Regions from separate parts of the Homo sapiens genome. Here region 1 is linked to region 2. The links are chromatin contacts, found by Hi-C in ENCODE. All regions are on one chromosome and are shown on one strand. Each heading gives the region's core, a stretch centred on a gene start or an enhancer-like site at or near the end of the contact. The rest is flanking DNA. Distances are from core to core; before and after follow the strand shown. Region 1 holds the start of DPYD (dihydropyrimidine dehydrogenase). Region 2 holds the start of TMED5 (transmembrane p24 trafficking protein 5).

The links. Hi-C counts contacts between places; a loop is a spot of excess contacts on that map. Pooled maps may share reads with other maps.
Region 1: a loop to region 2 is called in a map of gastrocnemius medialis, with 15 times the contacts of the local background. The contact joins the promoter of DPYD here to the promoter of TMED5 in region 2. A Hi-C loop is called at or near these places in 2 of 168 maps with a recorded cell type or tissue (gastrocnemius medialis and naive thymus-derived CD4-positive, alpha-beta T cell) and 7 of 50 pooled maps.

The regions. Positions count from the first base shown.
Region 1 is chr1:97,919,541-97,923,865 of GRCh38, forward strand. It overlaps DPYD (dihydropyrimidine dehydrogenase), which reads right to left and starts at 1,494. Exons shown (of 23, transcript NM_000110.4): 1 at 1,344-1,494. The coding sequence starts at 1,382. RefSeq lists a silencer at 1,300-1,699.
Region 2 is chr1:93,177,773-93,182,111 of GRCh38, forward strand. TMED5 (transmembrane p24 trafficking protein 5) reads right to left here and starts at 2,641. Exons shown (of 4, transcript NM_016040.5): 1 at 2,282-2,641. The coding sequence starts at 2,470. CCDC18 (coiled-coil domain containing 18) reads left to right here and starts at 2,952. Exons shown (of 29, transcript NM_001378204.1): 1 at 2,952-3,080. RefSeq lists enhancers at 2,022-2,171, 3,042-3,251 and a silencer at 2,702-2,981.

The DNA.
Region 1 (4,325 bases), core at 244-2,743, 4.7 Mb after region 2:
CTGCCTTAATACTGTCAGAAGCTTGTTTTTCGACTTAGTAAATAAAATTTTTTAAAAAGTTAAGTCAAAGTCACAAGGACCAAAAAGGAATAGACTACCCTAAATGAAATATAGAAAAAGACAAGTATCTATTATCCTGCACACAGATGAACAACTATTTGTTAAATATATCATATTGCTCAATATCAAAAAGTCAACTCTCCAAAACAGAAACCAAAAGTAAACTAACCAGAGATGTCCACATAATACACTTTGGCTCTTGTTACTAAAATGATTTTTCAAACCAAGTTATGGAGCCTGGAGAAAACAGGACTACTTCCTCCCAGAATATAAAGTTTCTTCAATTACGGAGGCAAAATGTGGCAAAAGCAGCTATTTTGCAAACAGGTGGTTTGCAAAACTTTTACTTAAGCCGCCAAAAGGACTGACGAAAGGAAAATTTTGTTATTTCTAAAGAAAACACACACACACATAATTTTCTACCAGAGTAGAAGACTCAAATAAAGAAAAGCCCCAAACAAAACAGAAAACTAAAAATCAGTTTGTCTTAGCTCAAAAGTGCTGACCTAGGTTTAGTATGTGTAAAATCACTGTTGATAATTAAATCCTTTTCATCGCATATATTAAGATACTAGAGAGAAAGGAAATGCCATGTCGTTTCAGGTAGGACCTTATTTACATAAAAAAAGATTTTTTTTAACAGAAACGGAGTGCAAGAGGGAATCAAAAACCGTTGAGAGGAGAGAAAAATACAGTTAGTTTTTCTGAGGGCACTGCATTTTTCATGTTCTGAATACTTCGTTCCATTCTCTCCATGTTAAATTATTTCATAAACAATACTATGACTAGAGGCGACTGCTACAGCTGACACACAGATGTTTTATTTCTATGCTTCACCTTTGCAAATAGCAGGATTCAGCTATTGGAAATGGGGGCAGTGGAGGTGTCCAGAAACGACATACAGGAGGTGAAGGGGTAGAACGTGTGGGAAATGGGCACTCCTACCCCCTAGAGTCCACCTCTCTGGAACTCCAGTGCTTCTTCAGTCACTGACATTCAGAGGAGGACAAGACAGGCTTCCTGAAATCTCTTCCGAAGTAAACAGGTCCCGACGCAAAGGGCAACCCCTCCAGTAGCGGAAAGTCCTCCCCTGAGCTCCCCGCCTGCCCACGCGGGCCTGTGGCTCCGCGCTCCTCCGCTCCCCCGCAGAGCTCCCACGGGGGAAACTTTCCCGCGTCTCTCACTCTCCGGGGTGCGGGGGCCGCGGGGGCCTCCCCGGCACCTACCCGCAGAGCACTCCCCACCACCCCGCCACCACCGACGAGCCGGCGCGAAGTCCGTACCTCGATGTCCGCCGAGTCCTTACTGAGCACAGGGGCCATGGCAGTGCCTACAGTCTCGAGTCTGCCAGTGACAAACCCTCCTTGCGTCCTCAAGCTCCAGCCAGAGAGCCAAGTGACAGCAGCCGGAGCGCGAGTCGAAAACAGGCAGACTAGGGCCGGCGGCGCGGGGGCGGAGCGGGCGCGGGGCGGCAACGCCCCCGGGGCGGGGCTGCGCTCTCGGTCCTGCGGCTCCCGCGCCAGGCACGGCAGCCGCAGCCCGGCCTTCCCAGTTCAGCCCGCTCCGCGCCCCAGCCTGCAAGCAGAAGGGAGGGAGGGAGTAGAGCACCCGCTCTGGGGACTGGCCTTTAATCTCTAAACTGCTAAAAACAGAGCTAGGCAGGCGGGGCCAGATAGGAGGGATCCCCAGGCAAAGGTAAAAGCAGTCCGCGCTCCAAGCAACAACTTGCACTTTTTCTTTTCTTCCACAGAAACCCCGCGAGATGTAGATACATTGTTTGAGGGGCAACTGCATTTTCAGGAACTCCTCAAGGATGAAATAGTAGATGTTCCTCCATCCATCCACCAAGTAGGTGGGCGGGGTTTGAGCTGCAGTGGAGGATACCAAAGCACCGGTCTTCTGAGAGTTCACAGCCCCAGCGGGGAGGGGAGGGAGGCGAGCAAAAACATCCACAGCCCGCAGCAGCATACAGGAAGTGCTGCAGGTGGTACATAATCAAGGTTGTCTTTTTGCAGGAAAGTCTCATTTTAATGGTTATTTTTTTAAATATTTTTTATTCTAAAACGTGAAACTCTTTTGAAAAGTTGCTCTTCGTTTTTGCTCTAGAGCTTGCTGAGGAGAAGGGAGAGATTTCCTGTAGAGTTGGTCCCAATCCAGAAAACATTCACCTCGTTTTTTGAGGATATGTGTACTCCAGACCTCTCTCCTTTTCTCCCCGCCCCCCCCCCACCCCTGTTAGATGCATCCCACCTCTCTTCTACCATAACACTTTCTACTTCCGTTAGGACATTTGCGGCACTCCTTCATGCACTTGGCTAGGTAGTGACACCTTGGAGTCAAGTATTTCTCCCTTATTATTTTTTCATTAGTCCATTCATCGTTTTATTCAACGAATATGTTTATTGAGCATTTTCAATATGCCAGACACAGACACTGTGCTAGGTTCTCCGGATATAGTCTTCAAGAATACACATCACTGTCATGGAGATTATACTCAAAATAAGCAAGTAAGAAAATGTGATGCCTGCTTGTAAGATAAAAGAAAAATAGGACAGAATAACTAGGGTATGGGTACCTTGCGTGGTTGAGAAGGCTTCTCTGAACAAACCATCAGATTACCTTCCAGAACCTGGAAATTACTAAAAGACAGATACATTTTTCTTGAATCAAATATTAACAGACACTAGAAAGTTAAATGGAAACCTTAGAATCATCTTTGACTCCTTTATCCTTATTGCCTCATTTAATCTATGCCCAAACTCTCAGAAGTCAACCTCCTAAATAGATTTTGAATCATTCATTTCTCCATTTTGCTGCATCCACCATGGTCCAAGCTACTGGTATTCTAGCTTCTATTCTTACCTCATATCCATACCAGATTGAGCTTTAGAAAGTATTAACTGGCTCATGCCATACAACGATACATCCACACACCCAGGTACCCATGGTATAAATCCTTCAATGGTCCATTGCAGTCAGAATATAATACAAACTCCCTAGTAACCGCTGAATAACCTGCTCTACTCCGCTTCTCCGCCACTCTTGCCCTGACTCATTATGTTCCAACCACAAGGTAATCTTCTCATCCTCCATCCACTTCTCTACCTTTGCACATTGCCCTCCACTTGGAGCTCTTCTTCCCCTTCTACTCATCATTTAGGTCTCACTGAAGCCTTTATGATCTAACCCCATCACCAACAAAATTACACCCACTCTGTCTTTTTCATTATATTTCGTCTTCATAGACTTTTCAAATGTTGTTTAAATATTTATTTGAATGTGATTCATTTAATATATGTCTTCTATTTAGAGAGGAAGCTCCAGGAAGAGGGGGCCCATGTGTACTTTTATTGTTTACTGGATACTCAGTTCCTAGCTCAGGACTGAAGCATAAGAGACCAAGAACACTTGGTGATTGAATGAACAGAGTACATTCGTTTATACACTGGGCAGTTCATTTTAGAAACTTTAGTTTCTCTGCATCACATATTCTCATTGTCCTACTTACTGCTGAGAAATAGGTCACAATATCTATCAATGAATTTGTAGTTAAAATGGGTCAAAATAACTACTTATCTTTTCATGGAGTAATGTTCCAAAGTCAGATGTTCCTGCATCTCCCTACAACCACACCTTACCCACTTACTCTAGATCCTCTTGGAGATATAGAGAGATAGATAAATCTATCTATATCTATTTTTCTATCAGTCTATATATATAAATACACATATAAACACCCAAATACATACATACATATACACACATATGTATATATTGAGAAAAGATATACACATATAAACATATATAAATTTACAAATATAATATATATAATTATAATACATATGATTTCTTCCCCAATTTAATCAGTCAGGTTCAATGTTCAATTTCCTAACTTACAGGGATACAGGCTTATTGCTCTTTCAGGTTACACTTTAACATACATCTTATCAGTTAGCAATTGATAGTTAATTTATGTGTACAAGAATCCAAGTTATCTTTAAGAGTTATACAGTGTATTTTCATATTCGTTTTCTGTTATAATTCTCCTAAACAACTATAGAGGATAAGTCCAATATACGGTGGTTTTCCAAAGATAAGAGTTTCATCGGTGATAGTCAATAATCAAATATAAAATTTAAATGCTATTTACCATCCCCCCCAACTTCATCAAACAGATGTATCCTGTTCTGACATATTAATTAAGGCATCTAATCACATTGCTCACGTGCCACACCTATGCTCTGTGATCAGTGATTTAATCTAAT
Region 2 (4,339 bases), core at 1,391-3,890:
ATATGAGCATTTATTAACTCATGCTTTTTCAAATCAACTCTATGATGTAGTTACAATTATTATCTCTATTTTACAAGTGAGAAGATCACATAAGTTTTAAGTAGGCAGAGTCAAGATTTGAACCCAGGCTAAGGTTAAGAGCTGGTGCTCTTAACTATAAGAGGACAGTAGTTAAAATAGATATCTTCCCTAATATGTGTGTAAATACTGAAGATTTTTTTATTAATACAAATTGTTTTCTTATCTAGACTATTTCACTAGCCCTCTAGTTAGTTTCCTTGACTCTAATTTTGCTCTCCTTAAATCCATTTTCCACACTGCATCCAGTGATCTGCTTAAATCTTAAATGGACTTGTACAAAATTAAGGAAAACCTACTCAGCACGGCAAACAAGGCTATGATTCATGCTTAATGACCCCAGCCTTCTGGCCTCTCCGATGTCCTTTTCTGCTACTCCCACCCTAGACTTTATATGTCTTAAAGTCTAATACAAACTCAGTACTTGTAGTGTCCACTACACACTAACCATCCCCACTTACACTATGTATTTTAAGAACTATGGATCTTTTTGTTCGCTTTTCTGAAATGCCCCTTGTTCCTGGCATTTTCGTCTCAATTAAGCATCTTTCTGGATTAAATTTTATTTTCTCCAGGAATCCTCTTCTGAAACCCTTAGAAGTGACCCTCCTCTACTGGTACTTAGCCATCCTTTATTGAAATTACCTGTTTATGAGCCAGTAACCTTTATTAAGCTCTTTGAGAAGAGGGATTCTTTCTTTCTCTTTTACCTACATCCCGCACAACCCAGCTCCCCCTCCGTCTCCCCCACCTCCATGCACAATTCCTGGCACGTGTTAACTGTTCAGTAAATGTTGAACTTTTGAACTTTACTGGAAATCAAGAAACACTGAGTTTTAGCCTCAGTTTTGCTCACTATGTGATTTTAGATATTTTATTCTCTGTGCTTATCGTGTGTATCTATATACAACTTAATCCTAAAGTTCCATCGTATAAAAAATTCTACAACTTTTTATTTTGCTCTGTATGTGACAGTACCTGGTATTTAAAAACAATTCTCTACATCAACTTAAAAAATTAACATTTGATGATTATAATTAACTTCTAAAAAACTGAAAGATGAAACACATCAATGCCTTTTCTTTCCCCCCTGTACTGCTACCTGAAAACATCGGAATTTGCTGTGGAACGAACAAGATTTCTTCTAAGAAATTACCCCCTACCACCATGACTACATAAAATAAGGTAATTCCCAGCAAGAATATTATGCAGATACTAAAAAGAAAACATGCTAGGCATGGTGGCTCACGCCTGTAATCCCAGCACTTTGGGAGGCCGAGGCGGGTGGATCGCCTGAGGTCGGGAGTTCGAGACCAGCCTGGCCAACATGGTGAAACCCCGTCTCTACTAAAAATACAAAAATTAGCTGGGCATGGTGGCGCACGTCTGTAATCTCAGCTACTCGGAAGGCTGAGGCAGGAGAATCGCTTGAACCCGGGAGGCGGAGGTTGCAATGAGCCGAGATAGCGCCACTGCACTCCAACTCTAGCTTGAGCAACAAAGCGAGACTCCGTCTCAAAAAAAAAAAAAAAAAACAATGACACGAGGGAAATGCTTACAATGCTCAATGAAAAAATGAAAAGAAAGGTTATAAAGTTTTAATATACGATTTGATCTTTTGAAAATAATGGATATATAACTTAAACGGAAATGTATCATTAAATATAGCAACAGCGTCTTCCAAAAAATTTCAAAATCGGGCTTAATGCCAATTACACGATCATAATCCAAAAACCCTTAACTGAAGCAAAGACAGTGATTTGTAACATCTGAACTGTGTGAAAGGGGTGGGGGTGATTCAAACAAGTGTCATCACCTTGTCCAATGATGAAGGAGAACGTGTATCAGTTCTGCATTGTGAAATTCTCAGTATGAGAGCGTGTAGTGGCTAAGAAAAGCAGTGGGCGAATTAGGAAACAAAGAGAAAAGCCAGCGACATCACCAGTTCTGGCCTCCTTCCCACCGGAGGAAAGGGGAGAAGGCGGGTAGTCATCAATTCCAGGTCCAGCCTAAGTTCTGGGTCCCCGGCCCCAGCGAGAGCCTCGCCTCGCCTCGCGCGCCTGCGCGGAGCGGGCTGGCTTCCTGAACGGCCCTCGCCTCTTCACCACCAGGGCCGTCCACCAGAAGTTTCTAAACGGGTGAGAGGCGACAACGCAGTGCAGCTGGGTTAAAGGAAGGAGGCTGGTTTATCCTCCGCACTTACTTGGTACTCGATCTCCAGCGAGGCCTTCAGGGGCATGGGCTGGTAGAAGCACTCCTTCTGGCCGGCGGGAAGGGTAAAGGTGAAGTCGCTATCGAGGGAAGGTGTGAAGCCGGCCGCCCCAGGCAGCAGCACCGGAGGCAGAGCGGCCAGAAGGAGCACGGGGAAGGGCAGCCAGATCTTGTCGCCCATCCCTGCTGGGGCGATCCCGGGCTGAAAGAGGCGTCAGGTACTGTTGTCTCCGCTCCGCGTTTCCTCTCTGGACTCCTCGTGGTTGACAGGGAAATCTGGAGTCTGAAGAAACTCCAGGTGGCGGCCGCGGCGGCGGCGAACACTCCCTCCGAAAGAGAAGCGCAGTTCTCCAAAGGGTAGGGACTCTGGGCGGGGCTAGCAGTCCTATTCCGCAACCGCCTCAGTCTCGGCCCCCTCAGGCCAGGCGTGAGCGCCGCCCGCCTCTCCCCCTGACGGCCTCCGGTTCCCATGGCTTCCCCCACCAATGGGCATCATGGCGGTAATTGTGGGAAATGTAGTCCCGGGCGGGCTCCGCTAGTGGGCTCGGGCGCGCTCGCCGACCACGATCCCCGGCAAGCCCCGCGCCTTCGGCGGCGCCTCACGCAGTCTGCGCCGGGGCGGGGCAGTGACCGGGTAGGCGCGTCCCAACGGCTCCCGCGGCGGTTCGAATTCTGTGCTGCCGGGGTTCGCTGGTTCTCCGAGTTGTGTCCGAGGCTTCCACGCGCAGGGGCCCGGGAAAGGGTCAGAGGCTTCCTAACGCAGACTCGAGTGCGAAGCGCGCAGTCGCCGGGTGGGTCTCTCCCCAGCGACGATTTGGGTGGTGAGCGACTGCGCCTTGGCGTGGGGAAACCGGCTTACCTGGGGGAGTTCTGTTCCTTTCCCTCCCGGCACCTTGGATGCGCTGGGACTGGTCCTCGTGGTTGCTGAGCATGCTGCTCTGAACGGTTGTATTTTATTTGATGAAAAATAGGAGGCCGGGCGCAGTGGCTTACGCCTGTTACCTCAGCACTTTGGGATGTCGAGGCGGAAGGATTGCTTGAGCCCAGGAGTTCGAGGCCAGCCTTGGCAATATGGCGAGCCACTGTCTCTATAAAATTAAAAAAAAAAAAAAAAAGAGGAAACTGTCACTTCCGTCCCCCACCCCCGCCCCCGCTTCTTTCAGACGGATGTAAGATTAGCTGTGTCAAGCGATCTTGAGACAGGAGACTACTACATAAAGTTATGACTTCTTTCCAAAATGAGGAATCTTTTTCGACTACAGCCCATTGTATCACATACATAGGGTATAAAAGAACACTTGTCCTTCGTTTGATGGGTGTGCGTGTGCAAACCTACAAACACATTGTTAATTAGGGCCGAAAGATGATGTTGTTAAGGTCGGTGAGTAGGATGATGTGCTTTTCTAGGTATGCATAGTCAGTGAAGATAGCCTTTTTTGGGTAACTACTGTAAATTGAAGTTAAGGACATTCATTTGACAGTAAATGTCCCACTAGGAAAATGAAAACATTTTAGTATCAAATATATTCATTGCTACTGCAGAAGAGTTAGGGAGTTCTTTCTTTTTTTTTTGAGACCGAGTCTCACTCTGTCGCCCAGGCTGGAGTGCAGTGGCGCGATCTCGGCTCACTGCAACCTCCGCCTCCCAGGTTCAAGCAATTCTCTGCCTCAGCCTCCCGAGTAGCTGAGATTACAGGCGCTCGCCACCACCCCCGGCTAATTTTTTTGTATTTTTAGTAGATACGGGGTTTCACCATCTTGGCCAGGTTGGTCTTTAACTTTTGACCTCGTGATCCACCCGCCTTGACCTCCCAAAGTGCTGGGATTACCGGCGTGAGCCACCGCGCCCGGACTGGGAGTTATTTCTTGCATGGCAATACACAGATGTTGAACTAAAACCTGATTTAAGATGAAATATATAGTACCAAATGGTATTATAGAATTTGCCCAATTTTCTCTACCCTTTTCTCCTTCACCATCCTACAGAGAGCTAGAGATGTTGAATAGGTAAAGCAGGATGGGGACCTGATTTATTGACTTGTCTGCGAGA